Regions from separate parts of the Homo sapiens genome. Here regions 2 and 3 are each linked to region 1. Evidence: chromatin loops called from intact Hi-C (ENCODE). Cell type or tissue: psoas muscle. All regions are shown on one strand.

Evidence for each region. A loop is a pair of places that touch in the nucleus more often than their neighbours do. Peaks named below come from ENCODE experiments on the same cell type or tissue, not always from the same donor. Only the 100,000 strongest peaks of a DNase experiment are listed, where the experiment ranks them.
Region 2: it touches region 1 in a loop (2.4-fold over the local background); 28 of 110 quality-filtered maps call a loop at or near these places.
Region 3: it touches region 1 in a loop (3-fold over the local background); 21 of 110 quality-filtered maps call a loop at or near these places.

Annotation. Positions count from the first base shown.
Region 1 is chr16:67,462,622-67,470,621 of GRCh38, reverse strand. All of the region lies in intron 1 of ATP6V0D1 (ATPase H+ transporting V0 subunit d1), which reads left to right. Among named protein-coding and RNA genes, the nearest start is that of ATP6V0D1, 15 kb to the left of the region's middle. RefSeq lists enhancers at 4,186-4,686, 4,687-5,187. In psoas muscle, a CTCF peak has its summit at 4,622 (motif pointing right); DNase peaks (open chromatin) are centred at 131, 4,671 and 5,821; H3K27ac peaks cover 2,187 bases.
Region 2 is chr16:67,362,714-67,370,713 of GRCh38, reverse strand. It overlaps LRRC36 (leucine rich repeat containing 36), which reads right to left. Exons shown (of 14, transcript NM_018296.6): 6 at 7,000-7,124; 7 at 5,359-5,410; 8 at 3,257-3,697. Among named protein-coding and RNA genes, the nearest start is that of TPPP3, 27 kb to the left of the region's middle. In psoas muscle, no CTCF peak of the experiment used is centred here; no DNase peak of the experiment used is centred here; H3K27me3 peaks cover 279 bases.
Region 3 is chr16:67,267,861-67,275,860 of GRCh38, reverse strand. SLC9A5 (solute carrier family 9 member A5) reads right to left here. Exons shown (of 16, transcript NM_004594.3): 16 at 3,670-5,123. The coding sequence ends at 4,651. All of the region lies in intron 2 of LOC124903701 (a long non-coding RNA gene), which reads left to right. Among named protein-coding and RNA genes, the nearest start is that of PLEKHG4, 7.7 kb to the left of the region's middle. RefSeq lists a silencer at 4,970-5,227. In psoas muscle, no CTCF peak of the experiment used is centred here; a DNase peak (open chromatin) is centred at 7,410.

The DNA of each region.
Region 1 (8,000 bases):
TGGCAGTTAGGCCCGCGCCAGGCCATCTGTTGGCTCATAGCCGGGCAAGCCTGCCTTGGAAGCCTAGCTCTGCCCACAAGTCCTGCCAGGAGGCTAGAGAGCAGCCTTAACTGTGGGCCAAGTGGACACAAGTGTGGCCTAACGAGGACACCTGGCATGGAGCCCAGTTTGGCAAGCGGAGCAGAGAGAGGGACAGCTGGGCTCTCCCTCCAGATTCCTGCCGTGTCTCTTCCTGCATGATGCTGGGGCATGGTGGTTTTTTGTTTTCTTGTTTTCTTTTTGACTAAATATAATTTTTTAATTCCAAAAAGTTGGTAGAAGGATGACTTGGTGTAGACTCTCCAAGGGGTATACATTGTCACCCCTTTGTCAAAACACTGCATGTATATACCGTGCGACCCTGCAACCCAACTTATAAGATTGTGTCCCGTAGATTAACATGGGATAGCATGTACAGAGGTGTTTATGCCAGCCTTGTTGGTAGCAGCAAACTATTAGAACCAATGGAATATCCGGTGATTTGGTTATGGTCTGGTTAAGTAAACCATGGTCTATTCTTACAATGGAATACTACGAGAGAGTGCTCAAAAGCATGAAGTTCCATAAGGGCTGATTTAGAAATATGTTGTTAGGTGAAAAGTTGCAAAGCGTTACATGTAATCCCTCATCTTGGTAGACTACCAGATGGACATATATGCATGTTTTTGGAAGCATAGGCGCCAAGTTGTCATGAGTGACAACCTCTGGGGAGAGGGATTTATAGAGGCTGGTAGGGGGAAGATTTCAATGTTGACTTTTTATGTACTCTTCTATTGTTTAAATGTATTACAGTGAACACATTTTATAATTTGATACATTCAATAAAGATATTTAAGGAAAATTAGGACATATAGGTAAGCAAAGAGAAGGGTACCCACACCCAGCAGCCATCAAAGCTGAGGCCTGTGCTGGAGAGCCTGGGACCTTTGTGGTCCAGGTTTTGTTTCGCATTGTGGGGCATTGTAGGGCTGGTCTGAGTCTTAGGGAACCCCCATGAAGCCACTTCTCTTTACACCTGAAGACTCCCAAGTCCTATGGGGGTGCTTGAGGGCCCAGGCCAGAGCTGGACCCTTCTCATGTCAGCTGGCCAGAGCTGCAGGGCCCCTGTCCAGGTATAGCCACTGTGAGCAGGTGACCACTTAACTGGCTGTTTTTCTGTCTGTCCTTTGCCTCTTCCTCCTGACCCCTACTCCTGTATTCCCTTTGTTGGTTACATCTTGCACTGGCATATACTTTAGCCCGATTTTATTATTTATTTATTTATTTATTTATTTTGAGAAGGAGTCTTGCTTTGTTGCCTAGGCTGGAGTGCAATGGCGCAATCTCGGCTCACTGCAACCTCCGCCTCCCAGGTTGAAACGATCCTCCTGCCTCAGCTTTCTGAGTAACTGGGATTACAGGCGTGTGCCACCACGCCTGGCTAATTTTTGTATTTTTAGTAGAGATGCGGTTTCACCATGTTGGTCAGGCTGGTCTCAAACTCCTGACCTTGTGATCCACCTGCCTTGGCCTCCCAAAGTGATGGGATTACAGGTGTGAGCCACCGCGCCTGGCCTTTAGCCCGATTTTATCTGAGAAGCTATTTATGGTCAAGTCAGTAAGAGTCCCCACAGGAGCCAATAACTGCTGTTTCCAAATCCCTGCCACAGGATGTCTTGTCAGAACTTGCTCTGGTGGGTGATAACATATACTTTTTCTTGGGTTTACTCAGCGATTTCTTGGGCCTGGTTTCCGAGGTGGAGCCAGTGCTTGAACCCCTGCTAGGCCTTTTGAAGTACCCTCAGCCTAGGCAGATGTCAGCCATTCAGGGCCCTTAGTAAATAAGGCTTTCTGGGTGACTAGGGTTTCTTGATGGCAGAGACGGAAATGCTTCAACACCTTATTTTAAACATTGCATAATACACTTCTGGAATATATTAGTCTCATTTCCCTGCTTGCTTGCTTCCTTTCCTTTCTTTCTTTCCTTCCTTCTTTTTTTTTTTTCTTTTTCTTTTTGAGACTGGGTCTTGCTCTGTTGCCCAGGCTGGAGTACAGTGACCCAAACACAACTCACCGCAGCCTTGACCTCCCAGGCTCAAGCAATCCTCCCAACTCAGCCCCCCAAGTATGTAGGGCTACAGGCATGCACCACCGCACTTAGCTAATTTTTGTATGTTTTGTAGAGAAGGGGTTTTGCCATGTTTCCCAGGCTGGTCTTGAACTCCTGGGCTCAAGTGATCTTCTTGCCTTGGCCTCCCAAAGTACTGGGATTACATGCATGAGCCATCACGCTTAGCTCCTTTTCCTTTTTTAAGACAGGGTCTCACTCTGTCGCCCAGGTTGGATTGCAGTGGCATGATCATGACCCACTGCAGCCTCAACCTCCTGGGCTCAAGTGATCCTTCTACCTCACCTTTCCCAAGTAGCTGGGAGTACAGGCATGTGTTACCATGTCTGGCTAATTTTTTATTTTTTAGTGGAGACAGGGTCTCACTATGTTGCCCAGGCTCCCTGCTTTCTTAAGTGGCATACACTGAACATAGCAGAGTCTCTCCTGCATTAACGGCTGTTAGACTTGGAATGAGATGGAACAGAACCACTGTCCCTGAGGGCCCAGGTCTGCCTCCCATAGTTTTGTCCCTGGCCTTCTGTCAGGCCACCCATTCACTCTTCCTGCTGTGGTCAGGATGCCTGCTATAGCACCAGGGTCCCCTTCCCAACCTGTAGCTGCTCTTGGGCTTTGAGCTCAGTGATCAGACACACTGCAGCTTGTTAGGAGGATCTGCATCCAGAATGAACAGGTGCAAGGACATGATATGACTGTCTCTAAGTCATCTGCGCCTGCTCAGGGTCAGGACCCTAGTGCCCCTATGGGTTGCCAGAACCTTTCTTGAGTTCTTCTGTGTGGAGCCAGGCATCAGGCAGACCATGGCTCCCTTCCGGACAGCTGTGTGATGCAGAGATGTATTTGCCCACTTGTAAAATGAAACAGAAATCACTTACTCGTAGGTTGTAAGGATTCAACAGCGCAGTCCTAGCCAGAGTGGATGCTCAATAGATATTTGCCTGATTGGATGAGTGACAGCTCTTTTTTTTTTTTGAGACAGAGTCTCACTCTGTTGCCAGGCTGGAGTGCAGTGGCATGATCTTGGCTCACTGCAACCTCCGCCTCCTGGGTTCAAGCGATTCTCCTGCCTTAGCCTCCCAAGTAACTGGGATTACAGGCACCCGCCACCACGCCCGCCTAATTTTTGTCTTTTTAGTAGAGACGGGGTTTCACGATGTTGGCCAGGATGGTCTTGATCTCTTGACCTCGTGATCCGCCCACCTCGGTCTCCCAAAGTGCTGAGATTACAGGCATGAGCCACTGTGCCCAGCCATGACAGCTCTACTGGCACTGGCTGAGTACTAGGCTTTGGGGGTGTGGGGGAGGAAAAGCCAAGTCTCCCACCCCCCAACCCCAGGGATGCACCATATCATAGATTTCCCTGTTTCTGAGTTATTAAGCACTTGCTTTTATTAGACACATACTAGGCAGTAGAGACAAAAGGAGTTGAGACTTAGATAAAGGGAATTGGAGACTTGGGAGGGTCTGGCTGAGAGGGAGAGCAAGAGTGTAGAGGGCTGAGGATGCCCATGCTTCCCTCCACGTCCTCTTCAGCCTTGTCCCTCTGAAGGCTTTGTCTTCACTCATGCAAGACAGACCAGTTCCTTATGACCGACTCAGGTCTGTGTGGTCTCCGGTTTGGCTTTCCAGGCTTATATCCACCTATTGTTCTCTTTCTTTTCTTTTCTTTTCTTTTTTTTGAGACAGGGCCTCACTCTGTTGCCTGGGCTGGAGTGCAGTGGCTCCATCATGGCTCACTGTAGCCTTGACCACCTAGGCTGCAAACCATGCACCACGACGCCCAGCTGATTTTGTTTATTTTTGGTAGAGACAAGGTCTCATTATGTTGGCCAGTCTGGTCTCAAAACTTCTGGGCTCAAGTCATCTTTCAGCCTCGGCCTTCCAAAGTGCTGGGATTACAGGTGTGAGCCACCGTGCCCGGCCAACTTCTGTTCTTTTTTTTTTTTGAGACAGAGTTTTATTCTTGTTGCCCAGGCTGGAGTGCAATGGCACAATCTTGGCTCACCGCAACCTCCGCCTCCCGTGTTCAAGTGATTCTCCTGCCTCAGCCTCCTGAGTACTAGGATTACAGGCAAGCGCCACCATGCCTGGCTAATTTTGTGTGTGTGTGTGTGTGTGTGTGTGTGTGTGTGTGTGTGTGTGTGTGTGTATGTGTTTACTAGATACAGGGTTTCTCCATGTTGGTCAGGCTGGTCTCGAGCCCTCGACCGCAGGTGATCTGCCCATCTTGGCCTCCCAAAGTGCTGGGATTACAGGCGTGAGCCACCGCGCCTGGCCCAACTCCTGTTCTTTATGAGACATTCCTGCATAGCTCTGTGGGTACCTGTAGTCCCACTCCCTCAGAGGTTGATGACTGGGAGATGCTGACCAGGAGTCTGAGGCAGTGATTAAATTGGAGGGATGTGTTGAAGGGGAACTGGAGCTGGCGTACCCTCTTCCCACCAGAGGGGCCCCTCGCTGTGGACAATGCCATCCTCCCACCACAAGGGGGTGCGCCAGGATCACTCCACTTCTCAAGGAGCCTGGGGAGGGAGGTGTGGCTGGACCCCGTGAGTCATCCAGGCTCTCTCTCTGCTTTTCCGTGGGGCAGCTGCCACCAGCACTGTCCCTTGGGTCTCTGCTCTGGGCCCTACTTCCCTCACTTAAGTCTCAGTTGGCCTTCTCAGATGAGGTAGGGCTTGTCGCTTAGTGTCTCCTGTCTGTGTACCTCTACCCATCCTCACCTCCCTGTGCCCTATCTTCCTGGGTTGGGAAGGAGAAGGCCAGGGGACATTTCCTGATGCTCTTTGCCTTGGTGCCCAGTGCAGGCTGCTCCAGCCTTGCCCACCACACCGTCCTCATTTACCCTCACCTGGGTCATGCCAGCAGCTCAGAGTTGGAGCTGCAGGTACAGCACAGTGTGCTATGAACCCATGGGTCTTGGGAGCTCCAAGTAGGAGCTTGAGGCAGCCCAGGGATCAGGGCTACACTTCTCAGGCTCCTAGAACCATGCACCTCCCTAGGTAGTCACCACTCTTGTCTTGCCACCCTGGCCTCTCCAGGAGAGGGAAAATTTGTCTTCAGGACAGAGGATGAATTTTTCTCTCTCCTCAACCTCATTTGGCACTCCCTCTGAGGGGCATGTAGGATGTATGTGGCATGTATAGGTACATATATGCAGGGTGACTCCGGGAGATGGCCAAACCAGGCACCTGAACACCATGTAAGCACTGCAGGTCCACACGGTCAGGCTGGCGATGGGTTATCAGTTGATTGACAAGTCTCTCCTACCCTGTACCCCAGTTTGGAGGCCTCTCCATTGGGCTCCTTGGCGTCTGCCTCATCCAACACCTACTCCCTGGCTGATGTTTTAAAAAATCTATCCTGCACTAGAATGTTGGTCTTCCTCCTTTTCAGAGGCAGGAAAGTCAAGGCCCCGAAGGGTGCTTTAGTAGGCTAGGCTGCTGCTTTGTGGCCTGGGCACCTGCTCTGTGTGTCCAAACCTAGCAACTCCCCTGAAGGACCAAGGAGTAGGCACAAGGGGCAGTGCTGGGATTGCCCCTGTGTGAATGTGTGTGGTCCTGAGGACCGCTGGGCAGATTGGTGGCAGGGGAAAGGAATATGTGGAGGAGCAGCCCTGACTGGTGCTGGACACTGCTTTCCTGGCCAGCTCTTGCCTGGCCCTGGGCACTTGCCCAGACCTTGCCCCACTTTGGATGCTCAGGCAATGGTTTTCAGGCCTTGACCTCAACAGAGGCTTTCGTGCTTGGCTGGTGGATGGGGCTTTTCCCTCTGAGGAGTCATCTGAAACTCAGCTTTTACTGCCTGCCCTTGTCCCTGTGCTGGTGGCCACTCAGAGGCTCCACAGCCCCAGGGTCTCCCCTGCAGCTGTCATCAGTTCTTCTGAGGCTGTTCCATGGGTATCCAGGCCACTGGTCTCACTGGGAGCCCCTGAGTGGCCCTCAGGGGCTGGGTTGCAGGGAGTCAATGTGGTCTGGGCCTGACGAGGCTAGAACAGTGTCATAGCTGGACAGGCTCCTGGAGGTACCGTTATCCAGCTCTCTTCATCTGGGAAGCTGGGTCCAAGGTAAGGCCCAAGGGCGTAATTATGGTCTCCTGACACCTGTCTTGGCAGTTCCTGACCAATCACTCTATGTTCTTTGATTTTTTTCCCCCTTTATCTATTCTTCCATTTGTTCACTCAAGGATGCCTGGACTATATCTCTGTGAACTGGCCCCCAACTCAGGAACGGGTAGTCATGCAAAAAGGACCCTGTTTCTGGGGCCCTTGTCTTTTCCTCAGGCCTTGCCACATGGGATCTAGCTTGAAACTTGAAGGGTTGGGAGCTGATGAATACAGATGAGCTGCAGTCCATGATGTAGCACACAAGGCCCTGAGGCTGCCAGGTCATGGGTTCAGCTCTGCCTGTTTTCCCATGCCCCCAACCCTTTAACCTTCAAACTAGATACCATATCACAAGGCCTGGGAGAGCACAGGGTCCTGGAATGTCACCCTTCGGTATCTGCCCAGGCTCCATGCCTCCCACCTCCCCCAGTGGCTTCAGTCATTTGGACCTAGCTTCCACTGTGTGGTCAAGCAGGTGACCACGTCCCTCCCAGGGGCCAGCCCAGGTCCACAGCACTGGCTCACTCTGGCATGTTACTGTTGCCCCCGCACCTGTCCCACAAGGCCCTTGAGCAGGGCCGCTGAGGGGAGGGCTGAAAGGCAGGGTGGGTGGGGTCCTGGGGGTGCTGTACTGGACCAGCTTGTATAGTTACTGCTTCTGCCATCTTCTTGCCTGGACCAAGCCTCTTGGCTCTGCCAGCGAAAGGTATGGGATGGATTAACTCTACCTCTGGCCTGGGCTGCTCTGTCCAGTTTCTTTTTTCTTCTTTTTTCTTTTTCTTTCTTTTTTTTTTTCCCCTTCTTCCTCCCTCCCTCCCTCTTTCTTTTTTCTTTCTTTGTTTCTTTCATGAAAGAGTCTCATTCTGTCACCTAGGCTGGAGGACAGTGGCATGAACACTGCAGTCTTGACCTCCTGGGCTCAAGTGATCCTCTCACCTTAGCCTTTCGAGTAGTTGGGACCACAGGCACATGCTGCCACATCTGGCTAATCTTTGTATTTTTTGTAGAGACAGAGTCTCTCTGTGTTGCTCAGGCTGGTCTTGAGCTTCTGGGCTCAAGTGATCCTCCCACCTCAGCCTCTCAAAGTGCTGGGATTACAGGCATGAGCCACCACGCCCAGCCTCTGTCCAGTTTTTATGAGCCGCAGGGAATGGGACTTTATGCTGACAGTGCATGAGCTCACAGCCCCAGATGAGGTTTGATCCCACGAGCCCAAACACAGGGCCTAGGTCAAAGCAAAATGAGTATTTCCTACTTTTCTCCTTTGGGCTGGCTCTAGGCACCGTGGAACTGGCAGGATGCTCCTGCCAGGATCCAGCCTGACCTGCTTATTCTCACTGAGAACAGCCACCTCTAGGGAGCCCTAGAAATCCCCTCCACCTCCAACTGAGTGAGCCCCAACTTTCCTTCGTGTCCTTCTGAAGATGGCTGTGCGTGTGGAACAGGAGCCCAGCATCAAGAGCTGACAGGATTGCTCAGGTGGTGCAGGCCAGCAGACCCAGAAGCTAGACATGGGCATGGGCCAGGTTTTTTTTTTTTTTTTGAGACAGAGTCTCCCTCTGTCTCACAGGCTGGAGTGCAGTGGCATGATCTTGGCTCACTGCAGTCTCAACCTCCCAGACTCAAGCCATCCTCCCACCTTAGCCTCCCAGGTAGCTGAGACTACAGGCATGTACCACTGCGCTGGGCTCATTTTGTTTTATTTTTTGTGGAGACTAGGTCTCACTATGTTGCCCAGGCTGGTCTCAA
Region 2 (8,000 bases), 100 kb after region 1:
CTCACTTTAAACTCATGACCACTATTGTAACTGCGCCCTTAGTGGTGCCCAGTTCTTCTGATTTTTTTTTTTTTTTTTTTTTTGAGAGAGTCTCGCTCGATTGCCCAGGGTGGAGTGCAGTGGCACAATCTCGGCTCACTGCAACCTCTGCCTCCTGAGTTCAAGATATTCTCCTGCCCCAGCCTCCCGAGTAGCTGGGTCTACCCACCATGCCCAGCTAATTTTTGTATTTTTAGTAGAGATGGGGTTTCACCATATTGGCCATGCTGGTCTTGAACTCCTGGCCACAAGTGATCTGCTGGCCTTGGCCTCCCAAAGTGCTGGGATTACAGGTGTGAGCCACTGTGCCCGGCATCTCCTAATATAATACTCTGGCCAATTTACTCTTCTATTCTCTGAGACAAATATTTCACATCTCTCTTCAAACTTCCAACACCTTCTCTTCCCTCCTTACACCCAGGTGCCAACCTCCTTTATTTCCCTGAGAGGCAATCAAAGAAAACATCTACATGATCACACCATCAAATCTACCAACTCTCCTGTATCTGTATTAATAAATTCTCTGCCTTCCTTCTTATTACAATAGATGAACTATCTGTGCTTTTATTTAAAACCAGCCTCTCCACTGGTGGACTGGATTCCATTTTCTTGTAACGGTCCCTTTTCTCCCTGGCATCATCAGTTTTCCCTCTACTAGATCACTTCTACCAGGATCTCCTTGACCCCATCCCTTCTCCAGCTAGTTCCATTTCTCTGCTTCCCTTTACTGCAAAACTCCTTGAAGGGGTTGATATGGGTTGGCTGTGTCCCCACCCAAATCTCATCTTGAATTGTAGCTCCCATAATTCCCACATGACATGGGAGGGACCTGGTGGGAAGTAACTGAATTATGGGGGCGGGTCTTTCCCATGCTGTTCTTGGTGATAGTAAGTCTCACGAGATCTGATGGTTTTATAAAGGGGAGTTCCCCTACACAAGCTCTCTTGCCTGCCACCATGTAAGACGTGACTTTGCTCCTCATTCACCTTCCACCATGATTGTGAGGCCTCCCCAGCCATGTGGAACTGTGAGTCAATTAAACCTCTTTCCTTTATAAATTACCCTGTCTTGGGTATGTCTTTATTAGCAGTGTGAGAACAGACTAATACAAGGGTTGTCTATATTCAGTAACTTTACTGCCTTGCTTCCAATTTTTTTCTTGAATTCACCTCAGTGAGGCTTTCATTCTCATGCATCCCCTGAAGCTGTTCATTAATGTCTTCTTCATTGCCAAATACCATAATCACTTCTCAGTCCCAGGCTCCCTCCCTCCCTATCAGGAGAAGCATTTGACCTAGCATTGATCACTCCCTCCTTCTTGAAACACATTCTTCACTTGGCTTCCAGGATATTACTTCCTCTTGGCTTTTTCCCCTCTATCTTACTGGCTGCTGCTTTCTCACTCTCCATGATGGTTTCTCTTTATCTACTTCTAATTGTTGGAGGGCTCAGGACCAGTCCTCAGATCTCTTTTCTATCTATATTCACTCTTTTGGTGAGATTTCATCCAGTCTCAGAGTTTTACTGTCACCCATACACTTATAATCTCCAAATTTATATTTCCAGCCATACCTTCTTCCCTAAACTCTGGACTAGTATGTCCAATTACCAAATTGGCATCTCTGGAAAGTTTTAATAAGGCACCTGAAACTTAAGATGTCCAAAACCCAACTCTTGATATTTATCTTAAAATCTCTACCTCCCATTCTTTTCCATCTTAGTAAATGAAAGCTCTGTTCTTCTAGTTATTCAGACTCAAAACCACAGAATTACCATTGACCCTCTTTCTCCCACACTTTATCCTGGATCCATCAGCAAACCATGGAGTGTCATCTTCAGAACATATTCAGAATCTGACTACTTCTCACCACCTCCACCGCTATCTGTCTAGCCCAAGCCATCATCATCTGTTACGCTGATTCCAATCTCTCCAAAGCATTTTAAAAAAATTTCTACCCTCCTCCCCATAGTCTATTCTCAGCCCAACATTCACAGTAATTCTTAAGTGAGATCACATCACTCCCTTGCTACAAACTCTCCAACTCCTTCTGATCTCACCCAGAAAAAAGTCTGGCATCTTTCTTACTTCATCTATACACTCTACTTTCTTTGCTGAGGCCGCACTGGCCTCCCTGAGGTTCCTTGTACATGAAAAGTATGTTCCAGCCTCAGGACTTTTGCATTTATTCCCACTGTCTAGAAAGTTCTCCTCCCAGACCCACATGGCTTATACTCCCACTTCATTCAAGTCTCTACTTTTATGGTGCCTCATCAGAGAAGCTTTCTGGACCATTCTATCTAAAGCATCGCCTCCTCCTTATCACGCTCTATGCCCTTATATAATTTTTTCACAGCATTTACCATAACCTGACATATATTTGCATGCTAAAATGTTTATCATGTGTCTTACCCCATGAGAATGTAAGCTCTATGAAAGTAGGGACTGTCTTCTTATTATGGTAAAATATACATGGAACTTTATTTTGGTTGCTACTTTATCTCCAGAGCTAGAACAGTGTCTGGGACACTGTAGGTGTTCAATGAGTTTGGTTGAATAAATAAGTAACAGAAGAGTGATCTCTGTCACTAACTCTGAAACTAACTTCTGTTTTTGTTTTCAAGATGGAGTCTTGCTCTGTTGCCCATGGAGTGCAGTGGCCCGATCTTGGCTTACTGCAACCTCTGCCTCCCAGGTTCAAGCAATTCTCCTGCCTCTCAGCCTCCTGAGTAGCTGGGATTACAGGCGCATGCCACCATGCTCAGCTATTTTGTGTGTGTGTATTTTTGGTAGAGACGGGGTTTCACCATGTTGGCCAGGCTGGTGTCGAACTCCTGACCTCGTGATCCACCCGGCTCAGCCTCCCAAAGTGCTGGGATTACAGGCATGAGCCACCGTGCCCAGCCTGAAACTAACTTCTTCTGAAAGTAAGTCAGAATAGAAGTGACTGTGAGTAAAGACTAGATGTCCTGGGATGCTGCTTAACTAAAATAGCAAGTAGCTGCAATGCTCACTTTCCTACAAATTTTCCCTAATATATATATCATGTTAAACTCATACCCTACAGATTTCTCGAGGTTCCAAGAACCACTGGTGACCCTAAAATACAACTTAAGAAATGCTAATACAATTTCAGAAGGGTTAATTCCAAAATTTTCACTTATATCTTCTATCTTCATGCCTATGAAGAAGACCTGTAAACTGACAGGAAGCTGTTACCTGAACTAAGCTTCAAAAGCCTTCCAGTGCTGGAGTCAGGGTTTGACAGAGAAGTTAATAAGTCTCCACAGGAATGTGAAGCGGTGGTCTTTATGTCATTTGAAGGCTTTATGCTATACTCTTGATAGTTCTTGCTTCTCTGAGGCCTTTTACCAAGACTTCCATGCAGGGATAGAGTTTGAGAATAACAACTGTCATAATTTTCCAGACCAACATCTGAAGGTAACTGATAGGGATGGATCTGGCTAGAATCACCCACATCCAGGCATTTACTCAATGAGGCATCATGGGTAAGATGAAAAGTATCAGGTTTTGGTATCAATTCCTTTTCTGGAGAAGAACCTGAAGACTTATTGTCCAAAAAAGATACTTGGTACCCTTCTCTAGTCATCTTCTCTGGGGATCGGACTGTGGACTGACGAGGCGAGTAGTGTCTGAACTCTAAACACCACCAAGGCAAAAAAACAAAACATGATAAGAATTCTTTGTGGCCTAGCTGGGAGTACCTCTGTTCACTGAACATATTCTCTGTCTGCCAGAAACACCTCTCAGGAAGAGGTGGTTTATAATTCTGATCAATGGTAGCATAAAGTGATGAAAGGACTTCCACATGGAACACCACCACCACCAATAAAATGTGGGACTTTTGTGTAAACAGTAAAGAATCTATAACATTCTGGAGACAAATTCTGTTTCTTTTTTTTTTTTGAGACAGGGTCTCACTCTGTCGCCCAGGCTGGAGTGCAGTGGCGCAATCTCAGCTCAGTGCAACCTTCGCTTCCCAGAGGGAAGCGATTCTCGTACCTCAGCCTCCCGAATAACTGGGATTACAGGCACATGCCACCATGCCCAGCTAGCTTTTGTATTTTTAGTAGAGATGGGGTTTCACCGTGTTGGCCAGGCTGGTCTCCAACTCCTGACCTCAAGTGATCCACCCGCCTCGGCCTCCCAAAGTGCTGAGATTATAGGCAAGCACCACCATGCCCGGCTAATTTTTGTATTTTTTGTAGAGATGGAGTTTCACCATGTTGGCCATGCTGGTCTCAAACTCCTGACCTCAGGTGATCCACCTGCCTCGGACTCCCAAAATGCTGGGATTACAGGCATGAGCCACTGTGCCTGGTCCGAAAAAAATTTTTTTAATTAGCCAGGTGTGGTGGTAGTCCTAACTACTTGGGAGGCTGAGGTGGGAGGATTGCTTGAGCCCAGAAGTTTGAGGTTATTATGAGCTCTGATTGTGCCACTGTACTGTACTCCAGCCTGGGCAACAGATTGAGAACTTGTCTCAAAAATAAAAAAAATTAAAAAAAAAGAGAGAAGGAAGTGGGAAGAGAGAGAGAGAACGAACTGCCTAGAAATCTACACCCATCTAAAATACCCTTCAAGAATGATAGTGAAATAGAGGCATTATCACACAAAGAAAAGCTGAAAGAGCTCATCACTAATAGACCTACATTAAAGTATGTGCCACTGTAAGGCAAAGGAAAATGATATCAGAAGGGAAGCCTGGGAAGAAAAAGGAAGTGAACAAACAGTAGTAAATTAATGGATAGATTTAAATCTACACTGACTATATAAAAAATAATATCTTGTGAAGTCTTTAAAAATATAGAGAATTAAAATTCATAATAACAACATATAAGTCAGGAAAGAGTAAATGAAATAAAGTACTGTACGGTTTTTGAATTATCCAAAAGAAGACTTAAGGTATTAACAATTTAAAAATTATGTAAGTTAAGGATACATATTATCATTTGGGGAATAATACTAAAAGTATAGAAAATGTATATAACTTATAAACCAGTAGAGAGAAACAAATGGATGAATAAAAAATAATAAATACAAAAGAAGGCAAGAAAGGTAACAAAAAGAATAGTCATCCAACGCAAAAAAAATCAAGAACAAAGGAGGTCAGAATATGCACTCTTTAAGCAGAAAAGTCTCACAGGTTACTAATCATCCAGGACAGTCCCTCACAAAAGCAGAAATTAGTTGACTAAATAGGGCCCCCATATTGAGACATCTTCATCTCCCAAATCCCATCACATCCAGACTTCTCTGATTAGTGTGGGGGAAAAATACTCAGTGAGCAAAATATTTACCATCTTCCTGGTGATTGTCACTTGGCATCTCCCTTCTTGCTACTTCCTGTGTCTAAAAAAAGTTCGAAAGTTTAGGTAGAAGGAAGTCCATGCGCGTTCAAATGTGAGCTTATTAGACTAGGGGTTCAGAATACCTTCCTATTAATGGGAAAGACTATCCTTGCAAGCTAGGGAAACAGACCTTTAAGCAAAGGTCCAGTTTAAGTCTATTTTAAAACAGTCACAATACAAGGAGATTCCAGAGTTGCTTGAATATCCTTAGGAAGTAAAGGACATAGCAAACAATGACTGTACTTTCTCTGCCTTAGATAGCTCATAGAAGGTAGATGAGGGCCACTTTCCAGCTTTGCTTTTTCTGTTTAAAGGACTCTCATGCTTATTTTACCAGCTGATAAAGCTATCAACCACCATAGCTAAGGGGGTTTTAATAGGCTGAAAATTAATCTGAGGCATAACTAGGCAAGGACTGAAGGAAAACAGAAAGCCATCTAGGGTTTGCTTTTAAAAAAATTATCTTAAAGTATTCAGTGTCTTTTTGGTAGTCATGGAGAGAAAGAAATCCCACTTCCTTATTTCTTAAACTAAAAAGATACAGCAAACTATTCAATTTCCTTTTTTCTCACTTCAAGAAGTAATTTCAGAGAAGTTTTTTTGTTTGCTTTTTTATCTAAGAAGTGCTATTTAACTGGAGATTGCAATACTCTTTGTCTCCATTTCCTTAAGTCAATATGGTTTTAAAAAATGGTAACTGAGATTGTTTCTAAGTCACCCAAGTATAATCTCCAAAAACAAAGAAACTGATTAAATGCTTATCTTTTTAAAAGATGAAGGTAGTCTATACCCAAACTGAAAAGAATAGTACTAACTTTTTACTAATTCAGTCTTGATTGTCCAAATTATGGATTAATCAGAGCCTTTGCTGCTTTTCTTTCTCCTCCTGGCTATTTTCTACAATTTTATTGCTCATAAATGTATCAAAGAAAAGGCACAGAAAGGGAGAAGGTGAATATAAAGTAGTCAGTTCTGCTCCTTGTATCATATTCACTCACACAAACAAGTCTTACATAATGGTTGCATCCCTTCTGTCACCAATTTTTTCACTAAAACCTTATTTTTCACTCCTCCCCCATCTTGCATGATCTCTATCTTCCCATTGCCCACAACTTCCATGCCATCTTTACCCCTTAAACTTTACTTTTTCTGTTATACTGCAGAGGCAGCTTTGGGAAAGTCATACCTAAAATGTAAGACTCAGTATTAAAGGGTGTAGGTAGAAAATGTAAGAAGCAAGGCAACAGGAGATGGAGATATTGGATAGAGGGGAGAAAATTTAAAACCAGCCAAAAACTGTAACAGTTGCATTCTTGTTTGAGGACCAAAATGCCTTTCATAGATATGCTAAAGTTATATGTATAAATATATGACATTAGATAACAGGTTAGTGTGAGAGAGAGGGAAATGGGAGATTGAAATTAATGGAGAAGGTACTCTGCATTCTGTCCTGCCCTTTCCTTTAAAAGGGTCTAAAATGCCTTCATCAAACAAGTCCTCTGAGACCTTCATAAATAATTGAGAGCCCACTGAATTATCAGTATTAATCATTGACTAGTCAACAGATCAGCAGGAGAGTGAATACATTACCTGTGTCCCCAGTGGGAAGGTGTCTAATTTCTGATCACGTGTACCATTGCCCTGAGTTGCAGAAGTACTTAGGGAATCCTTTATTTCCCGGTTGGGGAAGGGAATAAAAAGTCCTTTGTTTGAGTCTGTGTTAAAAGAAAAAGCAAACAATAAAGCACTCACTGACCAGACTTCAAAGGCAGCATGTCTAATGGATAGATACTAAAAGGAAAGTCACAAGATTGAGTGCTAGTTCTGGTGCCACCACTTGGAGACCACATGAATTTGAGCAAATCACTTAACCTCTCTACTTCTCTCACTTCGTTTGGAAAACAGAGATGATAAAATCTAAACTGCCTATCTGTTAGGGTTGAGCCAGGTTAAAACAGGATAATGGATATGAAATGGCTTCATAATTTATGAAGTGCTCAACAGAAACTGAGTGGAAGGCAAATATTTTGCACATTTCCTAAGCGAATAAATAATTAACTGTGATACCAATTCCATAATCTCCAACTACAGGGGGAGATGCTGGGAATAGACTCCTGGCATTATACATCTCCAGGGTACTAATCAGCAGTCAGCACTGATTGACCATTTCAAACTAGCCTTTTTCTGCCTTGCTTTCTCTCTTTTGTAAAAAGAGAAAACTAAGCTGGGCGTGGTGGCTCACGCCTGTAATCCCAGCACTTTGGGAGGCTGAGGTGGGCAGATCACTTGAGGTTAGGAGTTCGAGACCAGCCTGACCATCATGGTGAAACTCTGTCTCTACTAAAAATACAAAAATTAGCCGGGCCGGGAGTGGTGGCGCGCGCCTATAATCCCAGCTACTCAGGAGGCTAAGGCAGGAGAATTGCTTGAACCAGGGAGGTGGAGGTTGCAGTGAGCCACGACTGTGCCACTGCACTCCAGCCTGGGCGACACAGTGAGACTCTATCTCAATAAAACAACAACAACAACAACAACAAAAACAAAAAAAAGAGAGAGAAACCAGTCAGGACCTATTTCATGGAGAAGAATGC
Region 3 (8,000 bases), 190 kb after region 1:
AATTGCTTGAACCTGGGAGGCAGAGGTTATGAGCCAAGATCATACCATTGCACTCCAGCCTGAGTGACCTGACTGAGACTGTCTCAAAAAGAGTAAAAAATAAAAATTAAAAAAATAAACTGTTGACGACTAGTTAACTACGAGGCCTTATCACTGTGGCCTGTAAACAACCTAAGGGCAAAGCCCAAGTCACTCTTCCTTCTCATCACACCTTCCCTGCGCATAATGCAGAAAAAGTAAAGGTAAGTTGGCTAAAAGTATAACCTTCCAAGTGTGTCAAAAGTCCTTCAGATCCAGACAGCCAGAAAGTAGGTTAGTTATTACCTAGGGCTGAGGAGGGCCAGGGATGAGGACTGACTGCTAATGAGTACAGGGTTTTTTGGGGGATGATGAAAATGTTCTAAACTTAGATTGTGGTAAGGGCTGCACAACCCTATGGGTATATTCAAAACACTGAACTGTACACTTAAAATGGGTGAATTTTTATGGTATGTGACTTATATCTCAAATATATCTCAGCTACTCAGGAAGGCTGAGGTGGGAGAATCAGGAGAATAGCTTGAACCCAGAAGGCAGCGGTTGCAGTGAGCCGAGATTGCACCATTGCACTCCAGCCTGGGCAACAAGAGCGAAACTCCATCTCAAAAAAAAGAAAAAAAAAAAAAAAGAAATCCCTAGATAAGAGCAGTCCCAAATCCAATTCCCCTGGTGTCTAAAGGACTTAAAACAAAAACAAAAACTTTGGCCCAGCACAGTGGCTCACGCCTGTAATCCCAGCACTGTGGGAGGCCGAGGCAGGTGGATCACCTAAGGTCAAGAGTTCAAGACCAGCCTGGCCAACATGGTGAAACCCCATCTCTACTAAAAATAACAAAAATTAGCCAGGCATGGTGGCGCTCACCTGTAATCCCACCTACTCGGGAGGCTGAGGCAGGAGAATGGCTGGAACCCGGGAGGCAGAGGTTGCAGTGAGCCGAGATCGCACCACTGCACTCTAGTCAGTGCAGTGCAGTATATGTGTGTGTATATATATATATATATGTGTATATATATGTGTATATATGTATATATATGTGTGTATATATGTATATATGTGTGTATATATGTATATGTGTGTGTATGTGTGTGTATATATGTGTATATATGTGTGTGTATATATGTGTATATGTGTGTGTATATGTGTATATATGTGTGTATATGTGTATATACATGTGTGTGTATATATATGCGTATATATATGCGTGTGTATATATGTGTGTGTATGTGTGTGTGTGTATATATATATATATGGGGTTTTTTTGGTGTGTGTGTGTGTGTGTGTGTGTGTGTGTGTGTGTGTGTGTTTTGAGATGGAGTCTTGCTCTGTCACCCAGACTAGAGTGCAGTGGTGCGATCTTGGCTCACTGAAACCTCCGCCTCCCGGGTTGAAGCTATTCTTGTGCCTCAGCCTCCTGGGTAGCTGGGACTAAAGTTGCGAGTCATCACGCCCAGCTAATTTTTTGGATTTTTGGTAGAGACAGGGTCTTGCTATGCTGCCCGGGCTAGTCTTGAACTCCTGGCCTTAAGCGAACCGCCTGCCTTGGCCTCCCAAAGTGCTGGGATTATAGGTATGAGCCACTGTGCCCAGCTCTCAAAGATTTTTTTTTTTTAAGATGGAGTCTCTCTCTGCCCCCCAGGCTGGAGTACAGTGGCACGATCTCAGCTCACTGCAACCTCTGCCTCCCGGGTTCCAGCCATTCTCCTGCCTCAGCCTCCCGAGTAGGTGGGATTACAGGTGAGCGCCACCATGCCTGGCTAATTTTTGTTATTTTTAGTAGAGATGGGGTTTCACCATGTTGGCCAGGCTGGTCTTGAACTCTTGACCTTAGGTGATCCACCTGCCTCGGCCTCCCACAGTGCTGGGATTACAGGCGTGAGCCACTGTGCTGGGCCAAAGTTTTTGTTTTTGTTTTAAGTCCTTTAGACACCAGGGGAATTGGATTTGGGACTGCTCTTATCTAGGGATTTCTTTTTTTTCTTTTTTTTTCTTTTTTTTGAGATGGAGTTTTGCTCTTGTTGCCCAGGCTGGAGTGCAATGGTGCAATCTCGGCTCACTGCAACCGCTGCCTTCTGGGTTCAAGCTATTCTCCTGAGTTCAGGTGATTCTCCCACCTCAGCCTTCCTGAGTAGCTGGGATTACAGGCGTGTGTCACCACACCCAGCTAATTTTGTATTTTTAGTAGAGACTGGGTTTCTCCATGTTGGTCAGGCTGGTCTCGAACTCCCAACCTCAGGTGATCCACTCACCTTGGCCTCCCAAAATGCTGGGATTACAGGCATGAGCCACTGTGCCCGGCCATCTAGGGATTTCTATTCATGTTTCTGGACCCCACACTATCTGATTTGCATCATAAACACTCAGAGATGGCCAGGTGAGGTGGCTCACACCTGTAATTCCAACACTTGAGGAGGTCAAAGCAGGAGGATTATTTGAGGTCAGGAGTTCAAGAACAGCCTGAGCAACATTGTGAGGCCCTACCTCCAGGAAAAAAAAATATATATATTATATAATATATATAATATATATTATATAATATATAATTATATAATATTATATATTTATTATATATAATATATATTATATATTATATATTTATTATATATAATATATATTATATATATTATATATTATATTAATATATAATATATAATATATATTATTATATATATTATATATAATTATATATATATATGCCAGGCACAGTGGCTTACACCTGTAATCCCAGCACTTCGGGAGGCTGAGGCAGGCAGATCACTTGAGGTCAGGAGTTCGAGACCAGCCTGGCCAACGTGGTGAAACTCTGTCTCTACTAAAAATACAAAAAATTAGCCAGGCATGGTGGCATGTGCCTCTAGTCCCAGCTACTCAGGAGACTGAGGCAGAATTGCTTGAACCCAAGAGGCAGAGGTTGCAGTAAGCCGAGATCATGCCACTGTACTCTAGCCTGGGTGACAGAGTGAGATCCTGTTTCTAAAAATAAATAAATATAATAAAAACAAAAACTAAAAATTTAGCAGGCATGGTGGTACACACCTGTAGTCCTAGCTACTTGGGAGACTGTGCCGAGAATATTCCTAGAGCCCAGGGGTTCCAGGCTGCAGTGAGCTATGATTGTGACACTGCACTCCAGCCTGGGTGATAGAACAAAATCCTGTCTCCAAAAATAAAAAATAAACACGGTAACCAAATCCCGTGAGCCCTTGAGATTGCCTTCCTGTCTGTCATGTGCAAAAGGCCACCTCTGTTCATGTGTCCTGTACCTGCATCCAGGTTTTCAAGAAATGCTCATCTGGTCCTAGGTGTGTGGTGGCTGCATCAGGACAGCTTGGCACCTGACCTCTGGGGTCTTTCCCTGCTAGCCTTTCTCATTTTGCAGACTTTTAGTTCTGTGACTCGATGCCAAAACAGTGATCCCCTTGACCACCACTGCAGGACCCCTGCTAAGGGGACAATATTGGAAAAGTATTGGGGAATGCATGACAGGGGACCAGAAGGATGAATAGTCCTGCCTAGGATTCCCCTCCATTCTCAATCCCTGGGGCAGGCAGTTGGGTTCTCACCTCCTTCACCAGATGCCCCTGTTGCCCCCCACCCTAAGAACCCCCTGACACATGGACACAAGACACCCATCCATCTGAGAGATGTTTAATATATCTTAGGTTCAAGGTACAAAACACAGGGCAGGTGCTGATCCCTAGAAAGTCACCTGCCACCCTGTCAGCCCCTGCTTAGCCAGGCATCCCAGCCCCCAGAGCAATGGAGCAGTGGCCCTGAGATGCTGGGTTCCTTCTCTGTTTGGGGAATGTTCAGGTGGTGACATGGCAGCCCAGAGGCCACTATGTCCCCTCCTCAAAAAACCCAGACCCAAGGATCAGAAAGGTCTAGACTTAGACCCAGAGCAGCAGATCCCAGGGTGACCCCAGTTAAGCAACAGGCCTGAACTGAAGCCTGGCCCAGCCTCTTGGCCTTGGTCTTGGAAAAGGAGGAAATATTACCCCAATACCTGGCAGCAAAGGGAAGGGGCTAAAGCAGGAAGTGGAGGCAGAGGTTCCCACTGCCCTAAAAAAATGGACTATGGGTAGCTGACCCAACAGGGCAGCAAAGCCCAAGGGTGAGGCCTGCCCCACCTCCCACCCCAGTTCCTCTAAGGGCCAGCCCCTCACGGAGCCTCACTGCCAGGACACCACTGACCCAGTGCTGGGGAGGGAGTTGGGGCAGGGAAGGCTGGCATCCACTGAAGAATAGGAATGATGCTCTTGCTTTGCGGGCAGGAGCAGCTGCCTATAGAGTCCCCGGGAAAACCCACTAGGGAAGGGGGACCAGCAACCCAAGTCTCTGGGCCTAGCCCGTAGAAGGCCTGGACTGGGTCCTGAGCCAGAGTAGAGGCCTTAATGAAACAGAAAGTGGCAGGGGTTAGGAGCAGGGAGGTGGTGAGAAAGGCCCCTGTGAGGACCAGCTTAGGTGACCCCTCTGACTAGCTCCAAGGAAGCCCAATTACTACTTCAACCCAGGCCCTTCTGGCCCCATGTCAAGTTTCGAGGGCTCTACCCATCACCCAGGGAGCACTTCCCACAGGGATTCCACCTCCTGCTCCTCCCCGAGGCCTTGAGCTACAGCCGGCTGCCTCTGTTGAACTGGATGCACCAGTGGGAGGTAGCGGTGCCTGGGCTGAGATGGGTGTGGTCCTTGTGGCCCATGAGGGGCTGCAGCTCCTGCTGCTGGGGGAGGTCAGCGCTGCTCTCACTGCGAGAGCGGCCAGCCTTGGCCAGGCTCGGTGGGAAGGCGAAGCTAGAGCGTGGATCAGAAGGTAGGTGGAGAGGGACCTGGGGCTCTTCAGTGCCCCGTGGATGGGGAGGCAGGCAGGTCAGAATTGGGGCCTGGTTACAGGGAGGGGACGCTAGGCTCTCCAGGGATGAGATGCTCTGGTTCCAACCCGTCTGCATGTCCACAGGCACAATCTTGGTGGTTTCCGAGGACACGTACACTGCCAGGTCCCCCTGCCCACTCTTCCAGGGGAGCTCCTTTTCTGCACAGGTTGGGGAGGGGGGAATGATTCGTGGGCTTGGGCACACCTCAAGGCTTCCTGGGGACAGAGAGTACACATGAACTCATTACCAATACAGTGGAAATCTCAAGTATAAGCACATTCTTATAAATTCATGCCACAGTTTCCATATGCCGTCCATTTTTGCGATTATCGGATGAATGTCTTGCTGAGGCGAAGTACCACAGCTTGTTTTACTCTCCACTCTATCCCCAACACCTAGCACAGGGCCGGGCACACAGTAGTTGCTCAAGAAATTGAACATTATTTTCATCAAAGAAACGAAAATAAGGAAAGTTGGCTTATGGCTCATGCCGTAATCCCAGCACTTTGGGAGGCCAAGGTGGTGGATCACCTGAGCTCAGGAGTTAGTGACCAGCCTGGCCAACATGATGAAACCCTGTCTCTACTAAAAATACAAAAATTAGCCAAGCACAGTGGCACACGCCTGTAATCCCAGGTACTCGGGAGGCTGAGGCAAGAGAATCACTTGAACCCGGGAGGCAGAGGTTGCAATGAGCCGAGATCTCGCCACTGCACTCCAGCCTGGGTGAAAGAGTGAGACTCTATATAAAAAATAAATAAAAATAAAAAATAAGAAGATAGCAAAAGCAGGAGCCAGGCAGGAAGCCCCATCTCCAGTCCCCTCACCCTACTGCAGCACTGGTCTCTGAAACAGCCTCCTGCCAAGCCCCATCCCAGCCAACCAGCGAGGGAGAAACGCCAGCCACCAGAGAGGGAAAGAAAGACCTGGAGGCTACAGGCCAAAGGTTTTTCTGCTGAGCATCCTGCCTGAGTACCCACCACAGCCCTTTGGTGGGACAAAGCCCAGGAGTGTGAGCTCATGCAAACCTAACAGCAGGCCAGAGCTTTGCCGCAAAGGGGATGACGAGGCATAGGGGACCTGAGCTAAGAATCCCAGAACTGCAGGGGCGGGGCTGAATTACAGGAAATCTGAGGTTCTGAAGGAGGAAACCTGGAAAGAGAATTCCTCTGGCCACCAACCACCCCAGCTCTCCAAAGTACAGTACAGCCTGTATCTGTTCATCGATAAAGTCCTGAGCAGCCCAATAAGCTTCTGTTTGAGTACATGTGTGAAATGTATTGATGCTATGATTAAAAGTAAAATGGTATCTCTTGAAAGACCTGGAATATTAAAATGCGATAACAACAACAAAAAGTGTAAAACAAAAAACCTTTGGTATTCACCTTTACAGGCTGCTAGGGAATGAATTCTTTGGTCTGAAAACTGATAAATGAAAGAATCAAGCATTTACTGGGTGAACTGTACCTCAAAGTAACCAAATAATTGATGAGGCGAGGTTTTTTGTTTTTTTGTTTGTTTGAGATGGAGTCTTGCTCTGTCACCTAGGCTAGAGTGTAGAGGCACGATCTCAGCTCACTGCAGTCTCCACCTCTCAGGTTCAAGCTATTCTCCCATCTCAGCCTCCAGAGTAGCTGGGATTACAGGTGCCCACCACCATGCCTAGCTAATTTTTTTTTTTTCGTATTTTTAGTAGAGACAGGTTTTCACCATGTTGGCCAGACTGGTCTCAAACTCCTGACCTCAGGTGATCTGCACACCTTGGCCTCCCGAAGTGCTGGAATTATAGGTGTGAGCCACTGCCTGTGGATTTACTGGTTTAAAGGAAATTTAAGAGACAGAGAAACATATTAAATGACACTTTGGGGATGCAACCAACAAAATCCAGACAGAGAAAGACTGTAGGACAAATAAGCAGGTTTCTTCAGTAAATACATCGTGAAGAAAAAAAAGTAGGGGGTTTGGGGGAAACTATGGATCAGGGTTTATCAAAGTTGACACTTGACATTTTGGGACAGCTACTCCTTTGCTGGTGAGGGTTGTCCTGTTCATTGTAGGATGTTTAGCAGCATCCCTGGCCTCTACCCCTCCATCCAAGGCCATCCTCCCCAGTTGTGACAACCAAAAATGTCTCTGGGCATTGCCAAATGTCCCCTGGGGGAGCAAAATCACTCCACCACCATCCCCCTGGAGAATCACTGCTATAGGTTAAAAGGGACATTGGACAAGCCTACTGTAAAAATATATATATATATATATATATATATATATATATATATATATATATATATATAATCAGGGAAATTTGAACGATGTTTGATGACAGATTTTTAGATATGGGAAAGGCATTGTGGTTACATATTTTTTAAAGAATCCTTTTTTCTTCCCCAAGAGACAGAGTGTTGTTCTGTTGCCCAGGCTGGAGTGTAGTGGCGTGATCATAGCTCACTGCAGCCTCAGCCTCCTGGGGTCAATTGACTAGAGGCATGCATCAGGAATCCTTATCTGAGGCCGGGTGGAGTGGCTTGAGCCCAAGAGGTTGAGGAAGCAGTGAGTCATGATCCGGCCACTGCACTCTTGCTTGGGTGTCAAAGAGAGATCCTAACTCAAAAAAAAAAAAAAAAAAATCCTTATCTGGCTGGGCATGGTAGTTCACGCCTTTCATCTCATCACTTTAGGAGGCTGAGAAGTAAAGATCACTTGAGCTCAGGACTTTAAGACTAGCCTGGGCAACATAACAAGGCCTCATCTCTACCAGAAAAAAAAAAAAAAAAAAGGCTGGGCATGATGGTGTGTGCCTGTAGTCCCAGCTACTCGGGAGGCTAAGGCAAAAGGACTGCTTAAGTCGGGGCATTCAAGGCTGCAGTGAGCTATGATCGCACCACTGCACTCCAGCCTGGGTGACAGAGAGAGACCATCTTGAAAGAAAAAAAAAGAATCCTTATATTTTAGAGACATGTACTGAAGTATTTATTGATAAAGTGATATGATATTTGAGACTTGCATCAAAGGAACCCAGTGGAGGGTGGGGCATAGGTGAGGTTTAGGTGAAATAAGATTGGCTATGAGTAGGTAATTATTGAAGCTGGATA